2 separate regions of the Mus musculus genome follow, and region 2 is linked to region 1. A link is a loop called in an ENCODE intact Hi-C map of the cell type or tissue named here. Cell type or tissue: heart. All regions are shown on one strand.

What was found. Hi-C counts contacts between places; a loop is a spot of excess contacts. Peaks named below come from ENCODE experiments on the same cell type or tissue, not always from the same donor. Only the 100,000 strongest peaks of a DNase experiment are listed, where the experiment ranks them.
Region 2: it touches region 1 in a loop (4-fold over the local background); 19 of 42 quality-filtered maps call a loop at or near these places.

Annotation. Positions count from the first base shown.
Region 1 is chr16:44,763,936-44,771,935 of GRCm38, reverse strand. Cd200r1 (CD200 receptor 1) reads right to left here and starts at 6,200. Exons shown (of 7, transcript NM_021325.3): 1 at 5,864-6,200. The coding sequence starts at 5,927. In heart, a CTCF peak has its summit at 3,795 (motif pointing left); a DNase peak (open chromatin) is centred at 6,115; H3K4me3 peaks cover 378 bases.
Region 2 is chr16:45,020,847-45,028,846 of GRCm38, reverse strand. It overlaps a transcript of Cd200r3 not described here. Among named protein-coding and RNA genes, the nearest start is that of Ccdc80, 69 kb to the left of the region's middle. In heart, a CTCF peak has its summit at 4,717 (motif pointing right); a DNase peak (open chromatin) is centred at 4,756.

The DNA of each region.
Region 1 (8,000 bases):
TGTGGGTATTCTCCCAAAAGTCAGGGCTCCTTTATGTTAGTTAGTTAGTTAGTTAGTTAGTTAGCTAGTTAGTTAGTTTTGTTTTTGTTTTTGTTTTGAGATAGCACAGCTCTAGCTATTCTAGAACTCACTCAGTAGACCAGGCTGGCCTCGAACTCAGAAATCTGCATGCCTCTGCCTCCTGCAAGCTAAGATCAAAGGCATGCACCACCACCCAGCCACCTCTATTTTAAAAAACGTTTTGTTTATTTGCTTGCTTGTTTGAGACAGGCTCTAACTATGTAGCCTTGGTGGAGCATACCACCTCCCTCACGGGCCTAAATGCAGAGACTGAAGGTATGCATCACCATCCATAGATAGGTCCTTTGTAAACTACTCTCTCCTCAGTATCTTCTCCCCTCATCCTTTCCACCTTCCAGAATTTCTGCTAAATCTCCACACTTCCTCACCCCCGTTCTACCTGAGCTCTCTGTGTGTATCATGGAGACTGTTCCACCAGCCCCAGAGAGCTCTTCTCACAGCCCTTACTCTGTCATCACCACCTGATGCCCTGACAAGATCAGATTTGCCGGTTACACTTTTATGCCATCCTGTAATTTTCCTACATATTTTATGTTCTTTAATTATTTGCGAGAATTTGTGTAACATCTATCCTCCCTACCAGATTCTAAGCTCCAAATAAGTGGAGTCTATGGCTGTCTTTTTGAAGTGCTGGGGTTTAGTTTAAACCCTTGTACATGGTAGACCAGTGCCCTGCCACTGAACTACATCCCCAGCCCTGCTACATCTTTCTTCATCAAGTATCACCAGTACAAAGCACAGTACTGACACATGGCCAAACACTCCCTTGCTTACTCGTCGTTCAAATGACCAAGCCTCATTTTGGCTGTGACTTATTTTTCCTAAACAGGAATCTCAAGCCTCTAATTGTTCTTGTTTCTCTCTTAAATGTGACTCTTCTTTCCCGTGCATCGCCTCTAAAACCTTCCATACACAGAGAGACTCTTGCTCAGCTCTTTCCCTTCTATTGTTGGTCCCACAGAGCCATTCCAACTAATTCATCCACTGAAAGATTAGGCGACATTATTGGCAGTTCCTTGAACATGGCTAGTTTCCACATACAAGATGGGAGAATTTAATACAGAAGTGTCTTGAGTCCTTTCTGTCTAAAAATTCTTAATCTCCTAATATTATCATGCCTATTTGTTTCATAAGTGAGGAAATCATGTCTAATGAAGTTAAGTAATTTCTTACAGGTGAAAATACCACAGTTAGTCAGATTAAATGTGGCCAAACCCCAGCAATATGAACAAAATGTCGTAAACAGGCCTAGAAGATCGGAGATTAAATTCAGAGAAATGATGTAAGAGACCGGCTGACTCCCCATTAGAGATTTTTTTGGGTGTTAAAGGGGAGGGGAGATCAATATCAACCCATAATTCTACACATCCCCAGCAAATATATGCTTTGGTAATGAAAGTAAAATAAATATTTCAGACATAAATAGTTAACTCTTCATATAAAAGAAAACTGGGAGAACTTCTTAACCGCTAAAAGTAAAATAAAAACTAAAGTGATAGAACTGATTTGGAGAATAATACCAGATAGAGGCTCAGAATTTCATGAAGGGATGCAGAACATAGGAGGCAGCAACTCTAGCATGTATCAAGAATGTGCCTCCCAGAATCCCCGCCAGGGATAGCCCTTGCTCCTATGACTGAGAGCAGTAAGTAGACAGCCTTCATTTTTCAGAGACTTCAAAGGACGGTTTGGTTTCTTTGCTGAAGATCAAGCCCTTCCCCAGGCCGCCCACCTAACAACTGAATATGGCAGAGATATAAATGACCAGTGTTCTGATCAGTGAAATCTCTCAAAACTCCAGCTTACTCGGCTCCCCACTGTGCCCAATGACAGTGGTGACCGAGATGCAGGAATGTCTGTACACAAAACCCCAATCTAAGTCTGACTCCACACCACACTAAGTGCTGATGACCACAGCATCAACAGTTCAGAGCAGCAGAGATGCTTAAAGAAAATCGCTTCTTCCTAAATGGAAGAACTGCCAGTTGTGTCTCCGTGCTGGCACTTCTCTAGGGCACTTCCCCTAAACACACACAAGATTGTGTTCTCAGAACAAATGGAGCCTAGCTTTTCAGACATGCAAGGCATCTAAATTTTAGGTATGAAAACCTTGAAATCTTTGCTTAGCGTCAACGCATGAATGACATCAGTTCTTGGGGAAGAATGAAATGAGTAGATCATAGTCAACTCTCATAAAAACTTCATGTATTTGTGATATCTATTGTTTCTTAATGTGATGGATGTTGACTGCTTCTTAGGGAGTATTAGCATCACTCAGTCCAAAGCTACATGACACCCTCCGGCCTGCTCTCTAGACCCAGTCAGGAGCTAGCAAATCAAGGGAGAGGACACAAAAGCTCGCTGTGCACTGATAACATTTTAACGACTGCATAGATTAATTCTTCAGTCACAATAGAAAGTCAGATGATCACTGGATGGCTTTGTTGGGTAGCAACATCAGCTTACATTCACCTGGTCATACTGAGAAGTTAGTTTATCACAGTGAGTACCTTCATTGATTCCACCTTGTTCTAGCCATTTTGAGCTGGCCTCACCTAATCTAAGATCTGTATCAACTAATTTCTCAAGCTCAGAACATTTCTTTCCTTCTAGTTAAGGCTAAGCATAGTCCCTGTAGGTGATATTGTCTCCTTTCCCATCTCTTCCTAGAACTTGCTCGCTGTTACACAGAGATAGTTATGGCTCCCCAGACTGAAGACAAACATTTCTAGTGCTTCATCTCTCATTTGCCCGTCTGTCTTGCCTTTGAGGGAACATCTGCTTTCTATATGGTGCGCAAACTCTAGATCTTTCTGTTCTCCCCAGGGTGGATAGGCATGTCCATCCTTCATGTCCTTCCTCTACAGTTCCCTTCGCAGCCACGAATGCCATAGCACAGAACCTTCTACTACTTCAACTCCTAATTCAAGCTTTCCAAAGTGTGACTGCCAATCAACAGGATCCCTCTGTCACATTCTCCAAAACTACTGCCTGAGATTATTGCTTCTCCTTACAAGCTAATAGACGGCCTCACCATCAACTGCACAATATCCATATTCTCTCCCTGTTAACGAGCCTCAGAAAGCAGCCTCATCCTTTATTATATTATTATTATTATTATTATTATTATTATTATTATTATTTAGCACATTGTTCGTGCAAGCTGGATCTCATTGTCTCACAGAACCTCCGGGTCTCTCTGTTCGGTGACACACCCTGCCTCCCAGTTTCCTTCTCTATCTATCTTCTTTATCTGTCTGCCAAAACATGTGGGTCAGGGCCCACTCTTCTATAACACTCTGTCTCAAACACCCCCCCAAAAAAACTAACATTCTCAACACACTATGGTTTTAATATTCCTCACATTTTTTACTTCAATATTTTCTGACTTACAATGTTCCTTAAGGATTTCTTTTTTTTTTCATCTCCCTCATTTAGATTGCTGGGAACTTTTAGTCAGCATTCTTGCACATGAGACACACACACACACACACACACACCTCTTAGTATTCTTATTCGCCAGAATCTTGAACATTAATGTCCAAAGGAAAACACACCTATGTGTTATGCTAACTGGCAAATGTATAGTTAGCACAAACTTTAAAAAGGAAGAAAGGGGTTAAATCGATGAGGCCTGTTCCTTGCTTTTCTGATGTGGCATTTAATCTCTATAGGGCTCAGTGTGTCTCCTCCTGTTGGTACCTGCCCCCTAGTGGAAGGCAAGGAAAATGAGTCAAAATTCTTTTAGGGAAGAAAACAGTAGAGGATTGTTGGTTCCTTTTTCTTGTTAGCAACTCATATTGGCAAAACCAGCAACTTCAATAAAAGGTGGGGTGATCTCAATCAGGACATGAAACTATAATTTGAACATAAGAACTTTGAAGACAATGGGACAAAATAAGGAGAAAGAAAAGCCACAGTCTGTGAACATGGAGGTCGTTCAGCCACGCACAAGATTAGATTCTTGTTAACTTCCCCTCGGGTGCTTTATTAAATAAACACCACAGGGTTTGAAGTTTAAAGTAAAATTTAAAAGTAAATAGGCAAAACAAGAGCATTCTATCTATCACTCACCCTGATGCCCTGCCCTCTCTCCTGTGCGAATGGATCTTACACAGAGGGAGCTACTCCTGTCGGCAGCAGCACTAAGCGAAGCCATAAAGTCTCAGCCCTGGCTGGCTTTCAACTCACAATCCTAAGTCATTCTTGGTGAACTTGTCATGTCAAAGCATGTGTATAAAGAAGTAATTTACTGATTGGCATTCTAAACGTTTGATGATTTTCTGATGCCAGCTTGGATTTCAGAGACTTGGAGAACGTAGTGTCTCCAATGCACGCCTTTAATCCCAGCACTTGGAAGGCAGAGGCAGGTGGGTTTCTGAGTTCAAGGCCAGCCTGGTCTACAAAGTGAGTTCCAGGACAGCCAGGGCTATACAGAGAACCCCTATCTGGGGGAGGGGGGGTGGGGGGGGGAGGACCTTTCAGCTTTCAAAATTCAAACTCTGCTATGTTTCCATTTTGTTGCTTTTTTGTCTGATCTACTAATACACAACCTGACACAACCTGACTGGGCTTTCCCTGTCAAATTGATCCTGCACAGACTTTAAAGGCTTTCTAGAGAAGCCCAACTACTGAAAGACTCAGGACACTCCCCCCCCCTTCAAATTATAAACAAATAATTAGCTTAGCGTTTTCAGCTGTGCTACAATGGGTGCCTCTCAGTGAAAAGCAATCCGGGTAAACTGCACACTCCAATGTTTTGTGGTGCTTATGGAAATAAGTACTGCGGACAAAGCACTTCACCGCCCTAAGCTTAGGTTCTAGCTATGTGAAACGGAGCTTTCTTCCATCCTGACCTCAATGGCTTGCTATGCACATCAAAAAGAACAGATAACTGAAAATTCTCAGCAGAAGGGTGCAGTGGTGGATCATAGTTATCTTACGTGTGCTCACCAGTAAGACTATCATGTGATGTTCTCTTTCTGGAAGATAGACCAAAATGTGATTTTTAAAGGAATTCTGGTGAAAGGAAAGAAATACCGTGTCTCCTTTAAATTGTTAAACTATACATTTCAGAGCTAAGTCTGTTGTTCCCTCGTAGCTACTGCAGCTACTAAAAGTGAAACATGAAAAAGCCTCCTACACGAACTCCCACCACCCTTCTACAGTGAAATCAGGACACCCGCACGGTAGCCCCAAATTCTATTGAACTCCTACAAAACTGCAGACATTGAGGCGTGCACCTCCTGATTCAGAAAGTGACTCCTGTAGCCCACATATCTTCAAGATAAAGGCAAATATACATCACAGATACACCAGTGTAACTGTATGTGTAAAGCCTGCAGTCACGAAAAGTGTCAGGAAAAAAAAAAAAAGATACGTTCCCAACTTACACTGTTGGCGAGGGAGACCAGAGATGATAGCTGGTTGTTGGTTTGGTTTTTGGTTTTTGGTTTTCCCCAAGAAGAAGATACAGAGACCCCCATGTCATTTTGATTGCTATGAATATGTGTTTAATTTATCCTGACCTGTCCTGAAGGGGGAGGGGAGATGAGGAAGCGACAGTGGAGGACATTATAGAACACAAAGCAAAAATAAATCAGACAAAGCAGAAAGTAGAGGTGACAAGGTAACCCATATCTGGAGCAACCCTTATCTCTACAACAGAAATTGGCTTGCGTTACCCAGCGAAAAGGGACAAGGCTTAAATGCTGCGCAGAACAGGTCTCTCCTCCCTTAGTCATTCTCCCCACCCACACCCCCCAAAAAATTTCAGACTCACCAGCCACAAAGACCCCCCATATTAAGAGCACTGCTAGGGCAGAAGTTCTCCAAAAGCAAAACATTTCGGTTTTCTGGTTTTCCGCCGCTCACTCGGTACTTTTTCTCCTCAGAGGTAAGGGAGCAGCAGTGACCATAACCCGGATCCCTCTTCTCTCGGGTTGGCTTCTGCGTGGTAGCGCACCTCTTAACCCATCCGCAGGGAGCAGCCCCGTCCTGCCTGCCAACTCCTTCCACTCGCGTGCTTTAGTCTGGCTTGGAAGAGAAGAAACTTCTCTGGGACTTGACACAGCAATGGATTTCCTGTGCAGAACCGTGAAGCAAAGACAGAGGAAGCTGACTGAGTGGGTTACTTTCAGCCCATTGGCTCTTTCTCTTCTCCTGCTGCTCACAGATAAACTGTACAGTAAGGCTCTGAACATGCCCAAGACAGATGGATGTGTCTAAACCTCCATTCAAAACTGAAGAGGGTTATCGATCGATTTTCGCCGCGTGCTTGTAAATTTCCTAACCACAATGAATTTCTGGAAAGTTCTCCAATATAATAATAATAATAATAATAATAATAATAATAATAATAATAATAGTGTGTATACCCTTCCTCAGTCTTTAATGCAGAATAAATATTTCTACTTGAAAATGCCATGGTGAGATTACTATCTAGTCTGGAACCCCACACATAATGCTGGGAGCATCAAATGCGTTTTTCTATTATTTTCTATTATTTCTATTATTACCCTAACAATCCCAAAATGAGAGGCTTAAACACAGCACTAATGCACTGCCCGGGAGTCAAAAGTCTGAACGTCATGATATGGGATTAAAATCAAGGCGTAGCCAGGCCTTTGCTTCTTCTGGAGACACGACCTTTTCCAGCACCCAGATGTCTCTGCGCTCTAGCCTGCGGCCATCGGACATCATTCTAACCTGTGTTCCATTGCCATAGCTGATCGCCTGATGATGACCCTTCTGCCTTCCTCTTACAAGGTCCTTTGCGATTAATTTGTCCAATGAGCATTGTCTGTTCATCCGAAGATCCTTAATTTAATTACATTCACATAGTCCCTTTTGCCACATCAGTGAACGTTCAGTCGCAGACCTCTGTGGGAGGCTCAGTACTGAATTTCCATTCTCTTTGACTTTCGAGGAGTTAGGTTGTTGTAGTCACAGATAACCGCCTTTGAGTTGTCATAGATCTGAGAGTCTAACTTCCCAGAAAAATTCTGTGTAATGTTACTAGTTAGTATAAACTTAGATTACAGTTGAGAAGAAGGAAAAAAAAAAAAAAAACCAAAAAACCTCTGTGGTAAGAATTTCCTACCCCTGAGCAAAATGCTCCAGGAAGAGGAAGAAAACATTGTCAACAGGAAAAAAAGATAAAACAGCACGAATTTTCAAAGTTAGCAATTCCCTCTTCCCTCTTGCCAAACATTAAACTCTATATATTACCCTCCTCCACCTCTCAAGCTTTCTCAGTGCACCATTCTGATTCAAAGGAACAAGGAGATAAGATCCTTAAGAGAAAGAAAGACTTGAAGACATGTCATTTAAATTTAAATACTGTTTTTCCATCACAAGAAGCTGTTGACACTGTAGGTTCTGAGGACAATCTGAGCAGTGCTTAATTCTCTGCCAAGCAACCTCAATGATACTGGTTCATTTTCTTAGCTGTGTCTGTATTTCTTTTCTATTTGATATTATAATGGCATGAGCTTTTGTCCATGTCATCAAAAAGTTTTGATGATCAGGGGAGCGAAATGGCTTAGTAGGTAAAGGTGTTTGCCACACAAGCCTGTAGACCTGATTGCAGTCCCCAGCAACTACATCAAAGTAGAGTGAGATAACATAGCCAGCCTTCACATTTGTACGATGGCATGTACATGTACACACACAAACATACACACACACACACACACAGCAGAGAGAGAACAAATTCTTTAATTTTGTTTTTCTTTTTTTTTTTATTCTTCTCTTCATTATTTATTTTTGAGATGGGATGGACTCAAACTTTCTGTGTATCCACGGATAACTGGGAACTCCTGGTTCTCCTGTCTTCACCTCCCCAATGCTGAGATTATACTGTGCCATGTGCTACCACAGTTAGTTTATGTGGTCCTGGGGATGAACCCATGGTTTCA
Region 2 (8,000 bases), 260 kb before region 1:
GTTGGTTGACACCATGACAATTATCGATTTTGTTATTACCTAAAATACTTTTTAACCTACATAAATATTCTACTACTCTCTCCCTCCCCTCCCTCCCTCCCTCCCCTCCCTCTCTTATAACTCATGACCACAGCCCTCAGATCACACACACACACACACACACACACACACACACACATCCCACCACCACCACCACCACTACTTCTTTCTATATTTCAGCTTCCATCATCAGACATGTCTTCAAATCCTATATTTTGTGGAACTCTTGCATGCATGAAGGCACCTAAACAGTTTTCTCTCCTGACAATATGCTCTATGCCAATTTAGATTGTATCATGGGCAAAAAGCCTGGGAAGGAATGAGGAGGCCATTTCTTCCCCCCTAAAAGTATTCTTTCTTCCCAATGGCTAAGGCAGAACCCATCTGAAATGAACTTCATATGGTCTATTTTCAAGAGAAATTCAGAGAATTTCTTTTTTTAATTAGATATTTTCTTCATTTACATTTCCAATGCTATCCCAAAAGTCCCCCCTACCCCCCCAACCCCCCTACCCACCCACTCCCACTTCTTGGCCCTGGCATTTTCCTGTACTGAGGCATATAAAGTTTGCAATACAGATGGGCCTCTCTTTTCAATGATGGCTGACTAGGCCATTTTCTGATACATATGCAGCTAGAAACACGAGCTCTGGGAGGGGGGGTACTGGTTAGTTCATATTGTTGTTCCACCTATAGGGTTGCAGACCCCTTCAGCTCCTTGGGTACTTTCTCTAGTTCCTCCACTGGGGGCCCTGTGTTCCATCCAATAGCTGACTGTGAGCATCCACTTCTGTGTTTGCTAGGCCCCAGCATAGTCTCACAAGAGATAGCTATATCTGAGTCCTTTCAGCAAAATCTTGCTAGTGTATGCAATGGTGTCAGTGTCTGGAGGCTGATTATGGGATGGATCCCCGGGTATGGCAGTCTCTAGATGGTCCATGGAAGGAGTTACAGAGACAAAGTTTGGAGCAGAGAATTTCTTTATGACCAGACCTGGGAGCAGAGAGTCCAGAGTGACCTAAAACCCTTCCATTTTTCTTTAGTTCAAAGGACCTCGGTGTTGAATTTTCTAGGCCTTCACATTGCAAGCAGAGTAGAGTAAAACAACACAAATATGTTACTTTACACCTCTGAATGACAGAGTCTACAATGGGTCTCATTATGCTTAAATTAAGTACAGAAAATCCAGCTTCTTGTTTCTCAAGGCCACTGGCATTTCTTGAATTCTTTCTACATATCCAGAGTGAGCAGTGCAGTAAGTTCAAATCTCTTCTTCCTATCTATCTATCTATCTATCTATCTATCTATCTATCTATCTATCTATCTATCTCTGAGAACACCTATGACCCCCTTTTCACTTCAAAAGGTCTTTGTGGTTATCATGAAACCCCAAAATACATCTTGAGAGATACATTGGTTTGACTTATATCAAGATGGCTAGTCAGAGAAACTGCACACCACTACATAGTCAGTGATATATCCTGTCTGCCCAGAGAAGATTTTTTTGGAGACTGGAGTCTGAGAGTTGGCCTTGGAATACTTCATCTGTAGAAGGAGATTGCTTTGTTCTTCGTGCACACCCCATTCCACCCTCGAAGTCTTAGGTCACTTCCATTGCCCTGGAAGCTAAAACTTGTCTCTTGCTTAGCTCTGGATCAGATTGGGCCACCATGGCCTCTTTGGATCTTGTGCTGAATTCATGTGCTTCCCATGTTTAGTGTATAAGTTCGTATGTTCTTCTTCCCTAATGCGCTACACAGACCCAAGGTGGGGGGGAGTGAATATAAAACTACCCTACTTTACACTGGTTCCTCTTGGATAACCCAATAAATGTTTTGTATCTTAAAGTCAATAGATTAGTAAACTTAATTCTATCTTTAAGCTTTAAAACCTCTTATTTTTCTCACCTTATAAGTAGCTTTCTTTAAAGATGTGGCTCCTGATGGGTTGACCACAGTCCAGTGGATGTCTTCACAGTCATTAGCATAAGTTGAACTCAGTGGGTTATTAAAATAAGGAGATGTGAAGTTAGGAGGTTGAAGCATGAACCTAGGAGGAGGTGAAGTTGGAGAGAGGGTGCATATGGACAAAACACATCATATGAATGCATGAATTCTCAAAGAATTAAGACAAACACAACATAACTAACAACAAATCTGTAAGTCCTATCCTCTGAGAGGTGAAGTTGAGTCCAACGTTTCACAACCACTCTTGTTTGGCAGCCGGTGAATTAAATTGTTTCTTTTCAGCAGAACTTTTATTGTTGAAAGACGGTTCTATTACAGTTCATTGCCTGATAGCTATTAAATAGTTCTACATCAATGAACAAGTTCAGTTTTGTATTGATGATTGCCTATGCCTATGTTTGTTTTTCAGATTCTCTTTAAATTGATCTTAACATCTTACTCTTTCCTTAATTTTTATGTAATTCATTATTTGAATCTTTGTGTTCATTATATATTGAGACTCAATCTCACCACTTGTCCTTGCCTAGCCTTGAATTTGTTATGTAGACTAGATTACCCACAAATGTTCAGAAATCCTCCCATGTCTCCCAAGTGTCAGAATCCCAGGGTGTGTCGGTTTTACCTTTAAAAGTTGATTTTAACATCCTTGAAATCACCCAGCAACCAAAAACTACCTGTCAATCACCAGGAGCTGTAAGCTTTCTTTGTGGTACATTCCAGCAAACAATAATTTTGTGAGTGTTAGTAGAAATATCCCCTGAAAGGAAGGTTTCATTTTAAAATAAACTGAAGAGATATTTTATTTACCAATCCCCCTTTGGTGTCTGTTTTGGGTGTAAATATTCTTTAGAAAGTCTTATTCTAGGCTCTAGGATCCTTGTGAACTGTTGACAGATCCATGACCGAAATCTTCATACAATACCGAGCTCATATCAGGAAAGATATTTATTGTCTTAATTCTTTTCAATTAACTTTACAACCTCAAAATGTCCTTAATTATTTGTGGTTAAAGTATGTGAATCCAGTTGGGTTGCAGGTAGGCTTTAAACTGTCCAAGTGTGAGTATAAAATGAAGAACCTCAAAAACTAATTTTCAGTGTCTGATACCACAGCTTCCTTGTAGCTAAGGGCCCAGAAGCTAGTGGTTAAATGACCTTTAAGGGGCCATCCATTGTCTGTTGCTATCAAGTGAGGTACACGCTGCTTTTTATGTGTAATATGACCATCTTATTACAACACAAACCAAACCACGGAGATAAAAGGACACTTGTTCAATGTATACAGCACAGGAATCGTTGCATCGTCACTGAGGCCCATGTGGCAGGAAGCGACATGAAACACAGGCACCCAGGCCCTTATCTGATTGGGGCCAGGCACCACAAGTCAGAGTTCAGAAGTTTAGTATTTTAGAGAAACTGACAGGTCATGTACTTTACACCGCTCCTAGTAGGAAGTGTGTACCCTGACATGCCTACATTACTATACATTATAATGCTTTTAGATTATTATAATATACTACAGTCTTGATGGAAAACTGGGCTATGTCTTGTTACTCTAAAGTATGAATATGTCTATCATAAAAAAATAAGGTATTTGGGGAGATGGAGAGTTGGCTCAGCATTTACAAATGCTTGCTCTCCAATCATGATGACAGAATGGGATTCTAGCACCCACATAAACAGCTTGGCTTTCTGCAAAGGTGCGTGACTCAATCCCTGAGGGAATCTAATAATCTCTTCTACCTCTACATGCCAGTGCTCATACACATACACACACCTACTCACATGAGCACACACAGACACAAATACACACAAATAAATTAAATTTCATTGTGAAATATAAAGTATTTTGCTGTCAAATGAATCTTGAAACAGCTTCCATGGTCAGCACTGAGGATTCTGGCTCCTTGGTTTTAGACTTGAGCAGTCCACTTTCTTTCTTTCATTTATTTATTTATTTATTTGGGTATTTATTTCATTTACATTTCCAATGCTATCCCAAAAGTCCCCCACACGCTCCCCCACCCACTCCCCCACCCACCCACTCTCACTTCTTGGCCCTGTCGTTCCCCTGTACTGAGGCATATAAAATTTGCACAACCAAAGGGCCTCTCTTTCCACTGATGGCCGACTAGGCCATTTTCTGATTTATATGCAGTTAGAGACACGAGCTCCGGGGTACTGGTTAGTTCATATTGTTGTTCCACCTATAGGGTTGCAGATCCCTTTAGCTCCTTGGATACTTTCTCTAGCTCCTCCATTGGGGGCCTTGTGCTCCATGCAATAGCTGACTGTGGGCATCCACTTCTGTGTTTGCTAGGCCCCAGCATAGTCTCACAAGAGACAGCTCTATCTGGGTCCTTTCAGCAAAATCTTGCTAGTGTATGCAATGGTGTCAGCGTTTGGAAGCTGATTATGGGATGGATCTCCGGATATGGCAGTCTCTAGATGGTCCATCCTTTCATCACAGCTCCAAACTTTGTCTCTGTAACTCCTTCCATGGGTGTTTTGTTCCCAATTCTAAGAAGGGGCAAAGTGTCCACACTTTGTTCTTTGTTCTTGAGTTTCGTGTGTTTAGCAAATTGTATCTTATATCTTGGGTATCCTAAGTTTCTAGGCTAATATCCACTTATCAGTGAGTACATGTGAGCAGTCCACTTTCTAACTAGTGCAGTTTTGGGTCACTCAGGGTAGAATAGATTTAGCCCCTAGGGGGAGCTCCAGGCCTCTGGTTCCATCTCATTGCTGCCACGCCCCTCATATCAACCCATAGGCCAAGGCAACCATCCAGGCATGCCAACAGTAGCTTTTAGTGGACCACCCCCAAAAGACTGCAGTCTCTTTACTGGTGTATTGTTTTTGTTTGTTTGTGTCGAAAATCTTTCTTCTACACATATGGCACGATGGATGGCCAGGAAATTGATTGTTTCCTGGCTCATTTTAGATACTAATGTCCCATAGAACTTAAGATGTTGCAGGCTGCCTCTCCCCTTTCCTTGGTAGGGAGGCTTTTGTGTCTTCCTTCCTTGTCATCAGCGTGGTACAACAGTGAAGTCAGAGGCTCTGACTTGAACTCAAAGAGGTGCCGGGATGTGGGGGATACGGGGTGTTGGATGTGGGGGTTGGGGTGGAAAGCCTTCACTAAATGAAGCAGACACCTCTGCATGCTTTGCCTGTCTTGTCAGGACACACTATTGAACTTTAGGGTAAAAATTTACATAACCAAACTTGAATTGCTGGCCTTTCCCTCTACGGTTGTTTCCCACATGAATTTTGGGGGGAGAGATGGCTATAGCAAGGTTATTTCCTAGTTCCCCACACACTGTCTCCTCATTCAAAAACAACTTTTAAACTATAGTTGGGGCTGGAGAGATGGCTCAGCAGTTGAAAGTACTTGCTGTTCCTGCAGATGACCCAAATTCAGTTCCCAGGACTTACACGTGGACTCCCAACCATCTGTAACTTCAGTTCTAAAGAACCCAATGCCCTCTTCTGGCCTCTGAATCAGGCACATATATAATACACATACACATGGGCTGGCAAACACTTGTACACATATAATGATTTTAAAAATTCATCATTTAAAACACACACTTATCTAACATTTATACTCACTAATCAGTTGTTGAAAATAAAAGAAACCTCGTAGAGAAATTACATTAAACAGAGAATTACTTATTGGCAAGGGTATTTCTTGGATCACTTTCAAGGATATGAATCTTTATAAATTTTTTTTTTTGAGATTTGGTCTTGATCTGTTGCAAAGGTTATCACCAAATTCACGTTGTAGTCTCGTTATGATATTAATCATCTTGCTGTAATCTCCTGAGTGCTTAGATTAGAAGCATATACCATGTGCAAACACTTCACTGAAGTACCCAAATTTTTATAAATACTCCAAATCTTTTAACTTGAACATTTTAGACCTCAGAATATCAGTTTATGTAACTGAGAAGTTAAGTATCTTTTCGTTAAAGATTTGTTTATTTTAAAATTTTTTGTGTATACATTTTCTGCCTGCATGCATGTTTGTGAACCATGTATGTACCTGGTCCCCACTGAAGAGAGAAGCCATGTGATAGCCTGGAAACGGAGTTACAAATGGCTGTGAGGTGCTATGTGGGTGCTGGGAACTGAACCTGGGTCCTCTGATGTTAATTTTAAAACAGAATCACTAAATATGGCTTAGGAAGTTCAAGTATTGAACTATGTGCTAATAAATAAACAATATTCCTGTTTTGGTTTCTTCTCTGTTCCCGTCTTAAAACACTGACCAAAAGCAAATAAAGGGTTTATCTGGATTACAGCCTATAGTATATCACCGAGAAGCCAGAGCAGCAACACAAGACAGGAACCTGAAGGCAGAACCTGAAACAAGCCATGGAGAAATGCTGCTTACTGGATTGACCGCCACAGCTTGCTCAGCTTGTTTTTTTATATATCCCAGACCCACTTGCACAGGGATGGCATGGGCCCCAGTGGGCTGGACACTCTCACATCAACCATCAATTAAGAAAATGGCCACAGACACGCCCACAGGACAATCTGATGGAGGCATTTCTCACCTGAGTTTTCCTCTTTTCAGCTTACTGTGGTTTTTGTCAACCTGACGATAACTAAGCAGCGCAATTCCCAATCAGGAAAATAAACAAACCCATGCACACGTGCACTTGCCTAGGTGTGCACTCTCTTGCTTCTGATTACATTTCAGCCCTTAACTCCTTCCATTTACATCTTGAACTTGTTTGCTTTTATACTTTCTATGTGGTCACATTTATAGAAATCTTTTGGTTTTTTTTCTGAAGGCAGTTCATAGTGTCCATTTACACCGTACCAGCTTAGCTTCAGAGGGTAACTTTGCACCCACATTGAATACACACACCCCTGAACAATTGCAATGACATAGGCATCAGCCAATAAAGACAGATGCTGGCTTCCAACTGCAAATTGCACGGTGCTAGGCCACACAGTTAAAGTCCCATCGTGGTAGGTATACCTCTTGTAAGAGTTTATTGATTCTATTTCAGCCTCTATTACTGTTCCATACTTGGCTCAGTTGTGAATGCATCTTCACACAGCCCTAAGGGCACAGTCAGAGAAAACATGTGTTGCAGTAATAATGAATCAGAAGACAGAAGTATAAACTAAACTGATGCTGATGCCTTCTGAAGTACATACAGGAAGGAAGGAGCTATTCTCTGTGGAAGCTGATAATCTGCCTCTGAAAGACAGGGTGTGGCCTCTAAGAACCTGTTCTTGTAAAACAGACCAGACTTACAAGGCTGCATCAAGCCTCCAGCTCAAAAAGAATTGCTGCTAGCCTCTTTCAAATTTTCCTTTCTAGAAAGCACCAAAAAGGTACTTCTTAAGCTTACTGAGTGTAACCTCCTGCTGTAGCAACATAGGAACCCAAAAATACACATTTCATTCAAATATCTTGGAGCTTTCTGAACTGTGGACTACATGCTTTTAGTACATGGCATGGATTATCTAACTTAGAGGTCTGTTCTGTACACATGAGTTCATAATACCACCTCTTCACCAAGCAGGAAAATCTACATATGGCTCTATCAGACACCCTAACTATCAGGGGAGAGAAAGAACTGAGACCATAGAGTCAGTACAGGAAGTTGCAGACAATAGCAAAGCTACACACAGACTTAGAAGAATGGTCTCTGAACAAAACTGGGGCAACTCAAAGCTGCCACCCTAACTGTTCTGCTGACTTATAAGGATGACCAGGCACTGTCACAACTTCCATTTCAAAAGCACATAATATTGTCACCAGGAAAATATTAAAACAACATTCTACTCTATGCAGGGGAAATATAGGCCACTTCACCTCAACAATACTTAAAGCATATAGAAGGGTTTTCTGATGGATATGAATGTAACTTAGTGGGGGAAAGTTGGTGGTCTCATTGGTTGGCCATTTTCTGTTCTGTAAAGCATGGGCTGGCTGGTGTTAGATAAAATCCCCCCTTCCTAGGTCTCT